2 separate regions of the Homo sapiens genome follow, and region 2 is linked to region 1. The links are chromatin loops, found by intact Hi-C in ENCODE. Cell type or tissue: right lobe of liver. All regions are shown on one strand. Each heading gives the region's core, and the rest is flanking DNA. Links, peaks and the distances in the headings are about the cores only.

What was found. A loop is a pair of places that touch in the nucleus more often than their neighbours do. Peaks named below come from ENCODE experiments on the same cell type or tissue, not always from the same donor. Only the 100,000 strongest peaks of a DNase experiment are listed, where the experiment ranks them.
Region 2: a loop joins it to region 1, with 2.4 times the contacts of the local background. A loop is called at or near these places in 18 of 110 quality-filtered maps.

The regions. Positions count from the first base shown.
Region 1 is chr1:67,567,761-67,576,094 of GRCh38, forward strand. It overlaps LOC105378780 (a long non-coding RNA gene), which reads left to right. Exons shown (of 4, transcript XR_947474.4): 2 at 7,312-7,439. Among named protein-coding and RNA genes, the nearest start is that of LINC01702, 50 kb to the left of the region's middle. In right lobe of liver, for the core only: no CTCF peak of the experiment used is centred there; a DNase peak (open chromatin) is centred at 5,081; H3K4me3 peaks cover 427 bases; H3K27ac peaks cover 3,903 bases.
Region 2 is chr1:67,621,669-67,630,002 of GRCh38, forward strand. LOC124904197 (a long non-coding RNA gene) reads left to right here. Exons shown (of 2, transcript XR_007066160.1): 2 at 4,971-5,203. Among named protein-coding and RNA genes, the nearest start is that of GADD45A, 59 kb to the right of the region's middle. In right lobe of liver, for the core only: no CTCF peak of the experiment used is centred there; no DNase peak of the experiment used is centred there.

The sequences.
Region 1 (8,334 bases), core at 116-8,115:
GCCATATGATTGTCATTTTGCCACCAAACCAACTATGTGACCTTGGGCTCTGTCAGCCTCAGCTTTGATATCTATATAATAGGGGTTACCTGGCCTCTATATTCATTCATTTATCATTTATTCATTCAATCAGTGAATACGGTTTTCTGGTTAGGAGCCCAAATTCTGTAGCCAGCTTACCTGGGGTCATTCTCAGCTAAGTCACTTACTACCTGTATAACCTTAGGCAAGTTGTTCAATATCTTCTGGAGCTCAGTTTACTTATCTGTAAAATGGGGATGATAATAGTACCCATCTCATAGAGTTGTTGTGCCGGTATAATGCATATATTATATAAGATACATAGAACAGGCAAAGTTCTTAGAACAGTTCCATGTGGTAAGTGCTGTGCACATGGTAATTTTAATATTCATCAATCCATTTAGCCATTTATTTAATGAATATTTGTTGATAATCTTTCCTGGTTATCTTTGAAGGCTCTTATGAAGACTAAGGAAAAAAAAACAGATGTAAATTCCGTTTGCAAATGATAAGTTGCCCAAAGGGAGGCATAATAAGAGGCAGCATTTTTACAGGACTTGGATTTATTTTTCCTACCATTTATTGAGCACATAGTATGTGTTAGGCTCTGTACTAAATGCTTTTATAACAACCCTGTGAGATAGTTTTATAGATGGGGAAACTGAGACATCAAGAGGTTAGGTCCCACAGATGGTGCATTGTAGGGCCTTGCAGGGTGCAGCCCCAGGATATGGTCAGCCCTGCATGAAAACCTTTGCTCTTTCCCTGGCGCGATGCTGTGGAGAACCATCTGCTCATCATTTGGCCTGTTGGTTTTTCTACTAAATTGAAGCTCCTCAAAGGCAGAAGATGTTCCCCTTAATTCTTGGTGTTATTTTGCTGCCCAGTACCACACCAGTGACACCATAAGGTGGCCATTTACAAAGAGGAGGAGGCCAGACATGTTAGCTCATGCCTGTAATCCCAGCACTTTGGAAGACTGAGGCAGGCAGATTGCTTGAGTCTGGGAGTTCGAGACCAGCCTGGGCAACATAGCGAAACACCATCTCTATAAAAATACAAAAATTACCTGGGTGTGGTGGCGCGTGCCTGTGGTCCCAGCTACTTGGGAGGCTGAGGTGAGAGGATCAGTTGAGCCCAGGAGATGGAGGCTGCAGGGAGCCAAGACGATGCCACTGCACTCCAGCCTGGATAATAGAGTGAGACCCTGTCAGAAAAAAAAAAAAAAGAAGGGGAGAGATTTAAGCCAAATATCAGCCTTGGGTTTAAATCTTGCCTCTCCCCCACCTGGCTGATAACTTTTGGGACGTCGTTTCTCCTCTCGAGCTTTTTGGTTTTTTGATTTTTTTTTTTTTGAAGAGAGTCTCGCTCTGCCACCCAGGCTGGAGTGGATCTCAGCTCACTGCAGCCTCCATCTCCTGGGTTCAAGCAATTCTCCTGCCTTAGCCTCCCGAGTAGCTGTGATTACAGGTGCCTGCTACTCCACCCAGCTAATTTTTGTATTTTTAGTAGAGACGGGGTTTCACCATGTTGGCCAGGCTGGGCTTGAACTTCTGACCTCAAGTGATCCCCCCCTTGGCCTCCCAAAGTGCTGGGATTACAGGCGTGAGCCACTGCACTTGGCATCTCCTCTTGAGGTTTTAATTTCTTCAACTGTTAAATCAGTTCCACAGCCCTTTCTATCCATAAACCCTTCATGATTCCTACTCTTTGAACACTTACAGCTTAAGAGATATTTGTTGATTTGGTAAGAAAGCATGACCGCACTTAAAAGGCTACTTATTATCAATTTTAGGCCATTTAGCTTGTGTCTGACATACTTCAAAGCCAGAGAAGAAAAGATATTATCTGACAGTACACATCTTTCTTCACCTGAGCACACATTTTCCATTTTACCTCTGGCTCTGCAAAAAAAAGGAGAGGGAGTGGGGAGGGGAAGGGGAAACACAGCCAAACTATGGAGCTCATGGGCTCTGGTGCAACATGTCCTGGGGAAACTTCCCAAAACCAAGGCCCTTGTTGGGTAAGAAGGCAGACCCTGCCTGACCTCTGCAGGAAAATTCCCCTTGAGCCAATGTTGCGGGGTCACACACTTCCAGCTTTCCAAGGCAAAACACATATGCTGCAGACACAATGGGCTTGGAGTAAACCAGTCCTTCCTGCAGATACCAGCCTGCAGAAAACACATTTTGGGAGCCTCTGGCCAGAGGAACTCAGTACATGCCACTCAGCCCGGGAGCAGTCAAAGATGCCATGGCAAGTAGACTCACTCAGCTGGGGAGCAGTGAAGATTGGCCACACTCATTGCTACCCCAGAAGCTGCAAGCTCCACTCACAGTTTTTTCCATCCCTCCCTCATATGATAATAGCTACCACTCTCAAGCACCTAGTTGGTGTGTTGACTGTGCTCAGCATTGTGTAGACATTAATTCTTCTAATCTCATAGCTGCTTCCTGAAGTAGGTACTGTTCTCCTCCACATTCTGCAGAGAGGATCCTGGAGCCCAGGAAGGTTGCATGACTGGCTATGGTCACACTGCTAGTAAGTGCAAAGTCAGGATCCTAACCCATGACCTGTATTCCAAATCCATTTCTAAGGTTTGTAATAAATCAGAAGCTGTGGTAGAAGGAGACATTGATGCTTCCAGACCTAGCCTGTCTCTCCCCAGGGACAGTGCTCATTCTGCCTCTCCCATCCACAAGAAGGTTCTGAGGATACTGGGGCTGCCTGGGACTTCCTATCCTGGTTGGACCAAGACCTATGCAGAGCAACTTGGCTTCCGGGGAACTTCAGCAGCCCTGGTCTTCCATGGGCTGAGTCATTGTAGCTTAGCCTAACGTTCTTAGCTGGAACAGTCATAGGAAAGTGTCTGGAAACTCCCCCATGTCTTATCGGCAAAGAATTTATTGAAGACAGTTCAGCCACATTCCTCAGCTTTCCCAAACCTCACCTTGCCCTGGGAGAATGAGAAAGGCCAGAAAGACATAAGGGCGAAAATGAGCCATGGAATTAGGAAGAGCTTTTCATGCCAGTGCAGGGAACTGGCAGCTTCTGCAAACATACCACTGACAACAGCTGGCCTGTGAGGGCCCAAGGACAATCACCCTGGGCCCACGGATGCCTGGGCCCCTAATAATGACCCTGGGCCCAATAACCCTGGGCCAATGACCCTGGGCCCCTGCCGTACGCCATCCTATGCCATCCATCTACCTTGACTAGTGCCAAATGCCTAATGTGTGCAAGGAGCTGAGTTAGGCGCTGATAGAGCCCAGTGGTTGAGTTTCTTAGGCAGATCTGGACTCAAAGTTCACATCTGTGCTTATTGGCTATGTGACCTCAGACAGGTTATTTAATCTCTCTGAGTTTTATTTTCCTATCTGTCATTTATCAAAACTTATGAGTTGTGGTGAGGATTAAATGAGAAATATATATGCTCAGCTTAGTGTGTGACATACCACAAGTTGTCAAGTCATAGAAGCTTTTATTAAGTATCAAACAATCATGTCACACCTTAATGAATTCAAACCTGGTATGGGTTAGGAACTGTGCTTGGCTCTGGAGGGAGGTGGAAAGACAGACACAATCCTTGTCTTCAAGGAGCTCACAGGACAGTGAATTAGCAAATTATTACTAGGAAGGAAATGTATCCAGAGAGATATATAAAGGGTATGAAGAGAACAGAGACTGGAGACCCATGGGAAGGGTAGGTACAATTTCCTGGAGAAGGTGATGTCTGAGCTGGTACCAAAGCAAGGTGGGAATTTGCCAGCTGAAGGAGAAGGGGCTGGGAGGTAAGGGCAGCCAGAGAGGGCAACTGGCACAAAAGCTTATGCATTACTCAATGCATGGTATGAACTAGACAGGGAATGGCTGAGGATGAAAGGACTCCAGGCTTGATGGAGAAGAGCTGGGTTCCAAAGGGCTATCCTTCCCTTTCCAGCTGTTAACCTTTTGTGTGTCTTATTATCCCTTGGAGACTTAATTTCCTTATCAGTAAAATAGAGCCACCACTAGCTACTTAACAGGGTGAGCTCCATTAGAAAATGCTACAGTGTTTGCACAGTGACAGGCATGTTTGTGGCTGAGTCTCTTGCACCCCAAAGCACGGTCCCTGGTGCAGCCAGTAGTTTGGGGTGCTCAAAAAGGTATCACACTAGCTTTCTTAGTGGAGTACTCACTATGGGCCAGGCACTGTGATAAACCATATGAATCTTATCCAGTTAGATAAGCTAAGCATGATCATTACTCCTCTCTAGGCGTGTCCAGAACTGAGGGGGTTCTTAGCAATCAGAAAATTCTGGGCAGACCTGGAGGAGTTGGTCACCCAACAAATGGGCATCGGAATAGGCCCAAGGCCAGAGGCTGAGCTGGAATTTGAACCCAGTCCTGTCAGCACACAGCACCCGAGTTCTTAACCACTGCACTATTACTTAAACCCATAAATGATATTCTTTCAAAACACAGTAATTGCTAAACCGATTCATTCCTAAACAGACCAATTAATCTTCCCTGTCTTTAAACTAATTCCCCTTCCGCACAATGGGCCCAGCATTCCGTCTTGAGCTTATGACACTCATATTTAGAATACTTGAAATATTGTCCGGTGAACAGACTGTAAACAGGAGAGCAGAGGGAAGGAGGGGAAGGGAGGGGGGAATGGGACAAGGCTGCAGCCACCAGCACCTGTCCTACCCGGACCACAGCCGAGCGCAGTCTCAGCCTCTCTGCCCCCATCACCCACTCCTGTCCGGAGCCGGGGGCATCAGTTCCAAATATTTGGCAGGCCCACCCGATAAGCCCCGCAGTTGAGTAGCAGCTGTGAAATGGGAGTTTGGGAGGGCCATGGAGCTGAGCAAGCAGCAGAAGGCATCAGGACCTTTGATTTCTTTTCCAAAGCACATTTTAAATGAGTAGCATGCTGGTACGGGGCTGGCGGCCCACAGTGAGGGATGAACTGACGCCTGCTCGGCGACAGGCAGGCATATGACACAAGGGTAAAGTATTATTTACTTTCTGGGAACAGGTGCTGCCCAGGACTCCCAGTCCTCTCTTGCCTGACTTCTCCCCTATCCACCTGGCCCGGCCCTTCTCAGAGGCTGCTCCTTCCCTCACCCTGCACAGCCCCGGCCCTGGGCACTGCTTCCTTCTCAGCCCTTAGCAACATGTGGCTCACAGGCACCCAGCCCATGCCAGTGGGGGGTTGGGTCCCACCTGGGACATGTGCCTGCTGGAATCAGCTCATTTTACATAAGCTCTTGGCACAGATGCCAGGTGATAACAACTTTTTGGCCCCAGTTAACCTGCAACCACCCTGTCTGTGCCCACACAGACACAACAGAAAGTCATGGAAGAGTGAGAAAGAAAGTTACTGCACGCAAATGTCTTTGCATACTGCCAGATTCATTCTGGAAAAATGTCCTAGATTATGATCCACTATCAGCTTTTGTATTAGAAGGGAAACAACCAACTATGCAGGCAAAATCCACCTACCACCAGCTGGTCTTTCCTCCTCTGATTATGTGTTATTTCCCTAAATCTCTGGTTGGTAAATGTGCAAGAGAAAAGGTTTGGGCTCTTCTGTTGATTCACAAAACAATACAGATGGCAGTTAAGACATTTCTTTGCATAGCTTGATTAGGGACAGACAGAGAAGGGGGAGTGAGCAAAGGGCCTGGAGGTCTTGCTTGGCTCATGAACTGATCACAGGCTGCTTTTACTCCATGCCTCTCTTTCTGAACCCCATGAAACCCCACACCCCTCCTTCTGAACCTCAGAACACATTGGCACCAACTGTGAAGCAGCTCCTCAGCCCAGGGATGTGGAGAGGAAAAAGTGCTCTCAATCTGGCAGTGGAGGGAAAACAAATATACAATTCATGATAGCACATGGTCCTGGGTCATAGGCCATGAGTGAAAGAAGCCACATGCTGTGGGTTTAGAAGAGGACAAGATTGCCTGTGATTGAGGAGCTCAGAAGAATGGCCCCATAGTTGCCTGGTTTAGAGCCTCACTCACTCTCCTTGACCACGGTAAACTGCATCTTCACTAGCATCTTGTTTCTGAGCTTGCCCCACTTCAATGCACCTTGAATTCTTCTGCCAGAGAGGTTTTTCTAACTTGAAGATTGGACATAGTTTCATTCATTCAAAATCTTTCACTGGTTGCCATCACTCCAGGATAAAGAATGGCTCATTATCATCTAGCTCCTACCTCCCTCCCCAGCCTCGTCTTTTTTTTTTTTTTGAGATGGAGTCTCGCTTTGTCACCCAGGCTGGAGTGCAGTGGCACGATCTGGGCTCACTGCAACCTCCGCCTCCTGGGTTCAAGTATTCTTCTGCCTCAGCCTCTTGAGTAGCTGAGATTACAGGCACACACCACCATGCCTGGCTAATTTTTGTATTTTTAGTAGAGATGGGGTTTCACCATATTGGCCAAGCTGGTCTTGAACTCCTGACCTCGTGATCCCCCCACCTTGGCCTCCCGAAGTGCTGGGATTACAGGCATGAGCCACCGCGTATGGCCAGCTTCGTCTCTTAAACTCATCTCTTCCCACCATTTTTACTCCAGTGGTGCTGAACTTGACTTCATTTTCCCTTTCTTAGATTGGATTCATGATGAACTCCTATGCATCTTTCAAAACCCACCTTCCATATGATTGCCTTATAGTATTATGTTGTCTTCTGTGCTCTGTATCTTGTTCTGTTCTTGTTATAATTACTTGGATTATAGTGGTTTATTTTCCTGTTTATGTCTGCCAAAAAACTGGAGCTGCCTAGTGTGAGGGTTGTACATATATCAAGGATGTATCCCTGGCACCTAGCACAGTGCCTGGCACTTCATCATGCTCAACAAATGTTGGTACCCTGTCTTTCCACCAAAGGAAATGTGACATCCTACTGGGGGCTGGACATAACTAATGTCCTCAGTGGCCACCTCTCCCATTCTAGGCCCCTCTCCTGTAGTCCTCATGCCACACACCCCCTTACAAAGCCTGTATTTCCTCCAACCTCAACAACTCACTTCACCCTCCACCCCACCAAAAAAGGCCTGATCTCAGGGGAAGATAATTTAAGCCCTTCTAGTGATTAATTTTATCTGTGTTGTCTCCAGCTTGCAACTCACCCCTCATTATAGAAGCGTTACTAGACTTCTTCATCTGGTGGACCAGAGAAGAGGGCCAAAAAAAGAGACAGGATTTGATCATAGTTAATCTTTTTGTGTCTTTTGTTTATTTGCTCCTTTGTTCTCACAACAACTCTGCAAACAAGGTATTTTTACCTCCATTTTACAGATTAAGACCCTGGGGCTTGGAGACAGCAAGTGACTGTCCCAAGATCACTCAGCTGATAAGTGATGGAGCCAGGATTCCAGCCTAGACTGTCTGACTGCAAGGGGCTTGAACTTTTCACCGTAACGCAGGTGGGAGTCTGTGGAGTTGGGGGTGGGGTGATGTTTCCCAGCTACCCTCCACACAAAAAATGGAAAGTCACTGTCCTGATTATTTATCTACCCTAAATGTCCCGGGGTAAAATCCCATTTCTTCCAAGAGACCCTGCCTTGTTTATCCAGCCCAGACTGATCTTGTTTTCTGATCTCCCATTCATTTCTCAACCACATACTGACCCTCCACTCTGTACCAGTCTTAGGTACACATTGTGATGGGCCCCAGAGATACAAAATCCAGTAGGCCCTGGTCCTTCCCCCAGGTTCCTGTGGTGTACAGGGGAGAGGGAGCTGAGTGACCCGAGCAAGTTTGATGTCCTGCTGGGGGCCTGGGCCTACTCCAAAACACGCACATCTGTCATGTATGTCCCCTCTGTGGCCCTAAATTGGATTTTCAGTACTATGTTTTATTTTCTCATGGATTCCACTGCAACTCACATTTGTTATCAGGAATAGGGATTAAGCCCTACTGGCCTATGCGTGCCTCAGTTCTGTCATCTGTGAAGTGGTATATTGGCCCCAACAGTTCAGTCCTCATTCAGGAGCCCCCACGGTGAACTCTTCCTCTAGCCTCATCACCCAGCGTCACTCTCCTCACAACTCACTCTTGCTGGGTCTGGACTGAAGACTCTGTTCCCACAAACATGTCCCTCTCTCACCCTTCTGCCCCGGGTCTCCACCCACTACGGCCCCATTCATCCTTCTTGGCTCATCAAAGAGTCCACCTCCATCAAGCCTCTCCTGATTTCCCTAACCAGATGTAATCACTGACTCTCAGCCCTTCCTTGCAGACTTCAAGTTTCCAGCAGGCAAGGGCATGTTTCATGGGCAATTTTCCAAAGCATGCAAATACAGCAATTCCTAAACTCTG
Region 2 (8,334 bases), core at 291-8,290, 54 kb after region 1:
TTGCCTATTTTTTCTCTTCAGCCTCACTGGCAACATATTTAATTTGCTTTTTGTTATGAGCCTTATCCTCTTTTTTTTCTGTATTTTGTTCTTCAAATGTACTTCTCTTTGAAGCTATTTATTATGGACTGTATTTTCTTTTTTTAAAAAATTTTCAACTTTTATTTTAGATCAGGGGTACATGTGCAGGTTTGTTACATGGATATATTACATGATTCTGAGATTTGGGGTGTGATTGATCCCATCACCCAGGTAGTGAGCATAGTACCCAATAGGTAGTTTTTCAACCCTTGACCTTCTCTCTCTCTTCCCCCATAGTAGTTCCCAGTGTCTATTGTTGCCGTCTTTCTGTCCACGAATACCCAGTGTTTAGCTCCCACTTATAAGTGAGAACATGGAGTATTTGGTTTTCTATCCCTGCATTCATTTGCTTAGGATAATGGCCTCTAGCAGCATCTATGTTGCTGCAAAGAATATGATTTCATTGTTTTTTATAGCTGCGTGTATTATCTTCTTATTCACACAGTTAGGTGAAATCTGATTAATAGATTAATAACTTTGAATTCTAAACATCTACTTGTGATTAAGTGAGAGAGGTTTGTCTTTGCATGGTCTGTGTGTAAAGGTTTTCCAGGTACATGTGTAATAAGCAAGGCAGTGTTATAACTAGTCTTTTAAAGAAGAACAAATGATTATTGGTAGAAGCACTATTTCCACAATATCATTCTTGATTACTTGACATTTTTATCTGTTCATGAAAAGAGATCCTGTAAAGCACTTATCTCCAAATCTTTGCCCGTATACCCTTCCATAAAATTTGAAAATGGTATACTTTCATCCATCTTTTAACTTAAATATCTAAAAATTTTATGATACATTGAGATGGTTGCAAAGGAGGTAATTTCTGAACATATTATAAATAGTACCATTTAAAAATAAAGCTCTTATATTACTCTCTTGGCCAGGCGCGGTGGCTCATGCCTGTAATCCTAGCACTTTGGGAGACCAAAGAGGGTGGATCATTTGAGGTCAGGAGTTCAAGACCAGCTTGGCAAATATGGCAAAACCACTAAGAATACAAAAATTAATCAGGCACAGTGGTCTGTGCCTGTAATCCCAGCTACTTGGGAGGCTGAAGCAGGAGAATTGCTTGAACCCAGGAGGCGAAGGTTGCAGTGAACTGAGATCGCACCACTGCACTCCAGCCTGGGTGACAAAGTGAGACTCTGTCTCAAAAAAATTAAAAAAATAAATAAAAATAAAGCTCTTAAACGTTTCTCAAAGAATTCTAAATACCACAGCAATTTGACACCAACTATAGTGATTTGAGATCCATCATCTAGTTAAAATTATATAAACAAGCTCTTTAATATACATTTTCATCATTTTTCTCCATTTCACTTCTACACAGAAGTTCATTCTAAAATAATAATGCTTGAAAACCTTTTATTTATCATTCTACTATACTTTTCTACCTCTACAACAAAACAAAAAAATACATATGTAAATTAAATGCTGCAAGTGTTTTAAATTTTTTCTGAATTTAGTTATGATTAGCACAGAATTAACCAAAACAACAGAGGAATATTATAAATTTTATGCATAATTATTAAACTTAAAAAGTAAGTTTTTATTAGAATCACATTTATTGGTAAGCTGAGTGGCACTTTTTCTCAACTGCTTCTTGCATCCCATGAGTGAATTATTTATTGCTAGAATGAGACAGGGTGTAGTATCCATTCTATTTCTATTTGTTATTTTTACAGATAGAAACATTGAGAAGCTGTGTTCACATAAGTAAGTAGGTAGGAATGGAATTCATAGCATTGACACTCAAGTTTAAACTATTTCATAGATATAAGACGAAGATAACATAGCCATTTACCATAAAGATATTTTAAACGATCTATCAGCTGACAATTCAGTTACGTCCTTCCATTCTGTTGAAAGCAAAGAATTGAACACCACATGACTTGCACATAGATTTATTTCCCAGTCATTAGAAATTAGGAGTGCTAATGCTAGATGATGAGTTAATGGGTGCAGCGCACCAGCATGGCACATATATACATATGAAACTAACCTGCACATTGTGCACATGTACCCTAAAACTTAAAGTATAATAATAATAATAAACTAAACAAACAAAAAAAAGAAATTAGGAGTGCAGTGGCACCAACACAGCTCACTGCAACCTCTGCCTTCCAGGCCCAAGCCATCCTCACACCTCAGCCTCTCAAGTAGCTGGGACTACAGGTGCGCACCACCATGCCCAGTTAATTTTTATATTTTTTTGTGGAGATGGGGTTTCGCCATGTTCCCAGGCTGGTCTTGAACTCCTAGACTCAAGGGATCTGCCTACCTCAGCCTCCCAAAGTGCTGGGATTACAGACATGAGCCACCGTAGCCAGCCTGGGGTTGTTCCTTTGTAGCACAGAGATTTCTCCACCTTGGAGCAGTGCCCCAGGGTAAGTCTGGCCAGCAGTGAGATGTGATTTTCTTCTGTGAGGTGGGAGAATGGACCTAATGAGGGAACAGGAGGGAGAGGAGGACCATAAGGAGGAGTCATCACACATATTTACTTTTGGAAAGTATACTTATCATAGTTGAGGATCTGTAATTGATTCTTTAAAATCCTTTGGAAAGCCCTCAAATAGTATACCAATTCGAAAACTGCTGTTATAAAGATTTCTGCCAAGTATCATCATTTGTTAACTTGACAATAGAGCTTTTTTTTTTTCTCAGAAGACCTATTAATATCTGTAAGAGCCAACATTCTTGGAATACTCCCTGGGAAATGCTACTTTAAAGGTTTGATTAATAAATCTTAATTGGCTCCCCAATTAGATAATAAAATCTACACCTGTGAGCCAGAGGTTGTTGAAGTTGTAGGAGAACATATATAATGATGATGATGACCATATTGATAGCTATTATTGATTATGTTAGTTTCAAATAGCAGAGACCTAACAAACACAGGTGAATACCAGCAATGAGGTACTTGTCTCACACAACAATAAACTCCTGGCCAGGTGGCCCTGGAGTAAAACAGAAGCTCAACAATGTCATCAAGCACCCTAGCTCTTTCTCTCCTGCCACTTCATCAGCCTTAGCCTGTGAACCTTGTGCTTGTTGCCTCATGACATCAAGATGGCTGTTCTACCTCCAGCCTCGCAGTTAAGTTCCAGGCAAGAAGAGAGAGGGGGGCAGACAGAGAGAGGAGCAAGGACTTGCTGCTCAGAAGCTTTGCCTTTTTATTTGGAAAAGTCAAGGACAGGTATTTATGTCTCATTGGTCATAGCTGGGTTTTGTGGCCAACCCCAGCTGCAGGGAAGCTGGGAGTTTGGGTATTTCCTCTTTGACCCTTGCTAGTAGAGAAAAGCAAAGAAGACGGTGTTTGAGAATAGATGTTGAATGAACCAGTTTACAGGATCTGTCACATCCTTCTATTCTGAGCTAGACATTTTACACATATTATGTTTATTATAACAATCCTATGTGATAGGCTTATTATCCCCATTTTTCAGACAAGGAAATGAAAATTCACTGAGGTAAAGTAACCTCACAAGGTACCATAACTGATTTGTGTGAAAAAACTGGGATTGGAACAGTTCTTCTGATACTAAAGTCTGTGCTTTCCATCTCTGACCACCGCATGGGCCATTTTGCTCTACATCCTGATACATTCCATGTCCTTCATAGTGCCAGACCTAGAAAGTTCTGTTGGAGTGCAGAGACTCCCAAAGCCTGTGCCAAGTGCAGAGGAGTGGGGTGGGAATGAGAGAATAGGAAAGGCTTCCTTTGCCCCTCTTCCCCTCTCCCACGTACCTTAATCTTGACAAAAGCGGGTCACGGGAGGGAAGGGCAGGGAAGGAAGCAGCAGCTCTCCACTGGGAACAGGCCACCGGGGCTCCTTTTCTGACTCTGACTCTGGATTTTTAAGTCACCTGGACTCTGCAGGCCTCAGTCTGTCCACCTTGCTCTTCAGAGTGCATTTCCGTGATTTAAGACAGTGGAGAGACTGCAGAATTGTGGTCTAGTGAGAAGTGAGTGTGATCACTCCTGAGGCAGCGTCCCCATGCTCTGGAAGCTGTACCTGAGAATCCACCTGGCACAAGACACCTTTCCTGCCCCTCCCCTCCCCTCAAGCCCACCATGGGCTCAGAGATAATTTCATTTCAGGGGCTCTGGGCTGTTGTGACCTAACAAGTCATGACTGATGAAGCAAGGGAGCTCCAGAAACTCCACGTGAGGGCACAGACCTCCAAAACTTTCCGGAATTCAACTGCTTCTCACCAGTGTTAGTCTGGTCCAAGCCAGCATTGTCTTCCACTTAGATGACTGTAATGGCCTTCTATTGGTTCTCCCTGCAGCCACTTTGCCCTACAGCCTATTTGCCACAGAGCATCCAGGGTGATCACATGAATGCCTCAGACAGGCCGTGATGTCCTCTGCCTCAATCCAACAGCAGCATCCCTTTTCTTTCAAAGTAAAAGCCAAAGTTTTGACAAAGGGCTTCTAAGGCCATACACAATCTGCATGCTGTTCCTCACCTTCCCTGCCCCTCCCCCCGTACCTTTCCAACCTCACTTTCTACCTCTTTCACTCTCTAAGACATCTTCCTGCCTCAGGGCCTTTGCACAGATTATTCTTTCTGTTGAGATCATTCTTCTCTCAGAGATTCAACTGGCTCTCTCATCTCCTTGAAGGCTTTTCTCAAAATGCCACCTTCTCATTGAGGCCACAGCAACTATCCTGATTTAAAAATTCCACCCTCCACTTCTTCCCCCAACACAGCCAATCCTCCTTACCCTCCTCTGCTTTTTCCATGGCACTCATCCCTTTCTAATATGGTATGTAACTGATTTATTTATTTAGCCTATAGACTGCTTCCTGCCATGTGGCAGAAACAATAACACTCACCAAATATTCCATGTGCTTCCTCACATTTGCTAGTTTTTTTGTTGTAGGCGAGGCCATGTGATTAGTCCTGAGAGAAAGCATTGTGAGTCATTTCCAAGCTGCAGTACCTACAAGCCCATGGGAAGTTCTTCGGTTTCTCTTTCCTCTGCCATCACAACTAAGGAACCTCAGATGAAACCTCTTGGGCCCCTGAGTCACTGCATGGAAGACAATTGCCTTGTAGAATCACAATGGATTTTGTGTAAAAGAGAAATAAATAAAGCATTGTTTTGTTAAGCCACTGATACTCTGCACTTATTAATACAGCATAACTTAGACTTCCCTGACAAATATACCCCATTAGAATATAGGGTCCATGAGACCAGGATTGTTGTCTGTTTTGTTCTCTGATATATTTTGAGCACATGGATCAGTGCCTGGCACATAATAATCCCTCAGTAGATTTGTTGAATAAATGAATAGACTTCTGGACACAGGCCAGCATCCCTGACCCAGTCCAGTTTCTAGCTTCCTCTGGTTTGTAACAAATTCCCAGGACCTATGCTTGAAAGCTCCTTATAAGTAGGGAATAAATCGCAGTCATCTTGTATTGTCCCCAGTTTCATAAGGCCTTGTACATTGTTACTATTCAGTAAATATGGACTGTCTGACTGAATGACTGATAGAAATAACTGAGTACTAGCCCAACTCTCTCCTGCGGTCCTCAGGTTGAAAGCTCTCAGCAGGAGAAGGAGGATGGCCAGTTCTAGTTCACGTACTACTACAGTTTCAGCACAGAATATTGCTTCACCAAGAAAACTAAGGCTGTTTTGCCTGATCCCCTTCAGTGCCTCACTCTCTGACCTAAAATCTGCCCTCTCTCTGTCCCTGTGCTCATGCCTTCACTGCCCTCATCCTGTTCAAGGGCAGTCCTTGTGACTAAGCAGGGTGCACTATTCTTTTCAGATTTCTACCTCCCATTCATACCTCAGGCCAATATTTTCTGACCTCTAACACCACAGTTGTACTGAGCTTCCTCTCGGTGATGGCACCCAAGACCTCCTGATTGCCAAACGCAGTGGGATTTTTTTTATGGTGTGATGCACTGGAGACCTTCAGCTAATCTCCTTGTCACCTGCTACTACTTTGGCTCCCATGGCACCATCCTTTCCAGGTTCTGCTTACATCTCCTTGGCCATTCCTGTGCCTCCGTGGGCTTTTTTTCCTCTGCTCAGTCCTTCAGGGTCCTCCAGGATTCCTCCTCAGCTCACTGCTCTGGGCACTTGACACACTTTCCTCATGGTTTCAACAACCTCCTGGATACTGATGATTGCCAAATCTTTGTCTCCAGCCCCAGTCTCTCTCCAGAACTTTAGATGATTTACATATGTGCCACCTGGACAGACCCACCTGGAGGTCCCATGACTTGGGTGTCTCTTATGCACCCTCTCATATCCTCTTGGCCTCATTTCTGAGTCCATTAGTGGCTCTGGCAAGCGGTTCTACCCTGGCTATGACTCAATTTACACAGACAGTAACTTTTTTCAACAATTGGCTTAGACCACGCTTCGTGCCTTGGGGCTTCTCTGATGCCCCTGGATGCCTAGTCATTCTGGTTGCCTGTGGAAATGCCTAACACTTGGGCGTGTGCAACCCAGATTGGGGGTGGGGGTTGGGATAACACTTCATGTGGAATCAGGATTACTGAAGTACAAGAATCAGTGGATAACCGCTTCTCCCTCTTATCTCTCTCAGGTGGACAGTCCTGAAATGCAGCGTAAATGCTTCTTGGAGGCCCCAGGGGTCCAGCATCACTGTCCTGTGGCAGTGACCAATATGATACACATCCATTACTGGCTTTCCATTTTTCCATTTTCCTTTATCCCACCCTCCCTGATCCCTCTCTCCTGTTCTTGGGATCACTTCCCAGATAAATGACCCATGCAAAAACCTTTGTCCCAGGCCTTCCTTTGAGGGAATCAAGGATAAAATATCCTTTAGGCCCCTCTATCTCAATATGTCTAAAGCAGGACTCTTCATCTTGCCCTCAATCCAACTCTTCTTCTTCTACTCTTACCCCAATCAGTCATCAAAGCTAAAAACTGGAGACTCACCTTTTCCCTCTTTTTCATCTTGATTTCAAGTCAATCCTGAATCTGCCCCTCTACTCCTTTCCTCAGACCACCTCACCTAAGCTGCGGCCTCCTCTCAGTTCTCTCTGCCTCTCCTCCAATCCTCTCAAATCCATCCTACACCCAACCGCCAGCGTGAAATATCTCAAGCGCAAATTTTTGCCACGGTGTCCTTTACTTAAGCCCCATCAAAGGTTCTGCTGGTAGGATAAAACCCAAGCACCTTGTTATGACATGGGGCCTCCTGGAACCTGCCCTTTGCCCACCTCTTCAGCATCATGGCTGAACTGCTTATGCTTTCCAGCACCGTTCCCATTGTGCACTCAACAGAGAGGAAGAAAATGCTCATTTTGAAGAGAACTTTTATGTTGTCTGCTGTGGAGCATCCCAACAGCATAGCTTCTATGAAGACAGTGTTGGAAGAGCTATTCTCTAGACTTTTGCATCTACAGGGTCTTTCTGGACTCATAGCTTCACAATACACAGATCACAGGACAGTCAGGATGAGGGCTGGAAAAACTACTGGAGGTAGAGTCAGCACACCTGTGTTCCAGGCCTGCTGTGACACTTGCTAGCTGTGGGACCCTGGGTAAATTTCCTGGTTTCTGTATTCACAAAGTGGGAAAATGCCATCTAATTGCCACAGGGTGTGTGATGAGCACATAAAAGTAATAATGATATTGATGATGATCATGATGGCTAACATTTATTGAGCACTTACCAGCAAGGCAATGGCAATAAAGAAGGTACCCGGTAAGCAGTTCATGGCTCTGCTGCTAACTTAGTAATGTTTTCTCAGTAAGTCATTTCCTGTGTCTTGACTTCAGTCTCACCCTGCAAGCAGTGGAGTTGAACTAGTTCAGGGCTTTTGACTGGGAGGTCACTAATATCCTTGATAAGATAAAGTTCTCAGTTTATGAGCTAGCACACTGAGCTATTGCCTGTCCTAAAGTGGGCTGAGCATCCATCAGTTTTTAGCTCTGACATGCTCATTGGGATGCACACAGTGTGTTGAAGGTAACCTCACCAGCCTCCTTCCCCTGTGTATTGGGGAGAAAAGAAATGACTGTGTCCTGAGCAAGAAAGTTAGAGATGCTGAATCTCTTGCACTTTTTTTTTTTTTTTGCCCAGCACACAGTAACAATGAGGGTAATTCTGCCAAAAAACAACTTTTCTTGGCATGCATTGTGCTGTTCACATCCATGGAATTTATTGTCATATCACTGCCAAGTTGGACAAATTATTATCAGAGCCAAGTCAAATCCAAGGACAGCTTAAGGCCTGCCATCTCTTTGCATGA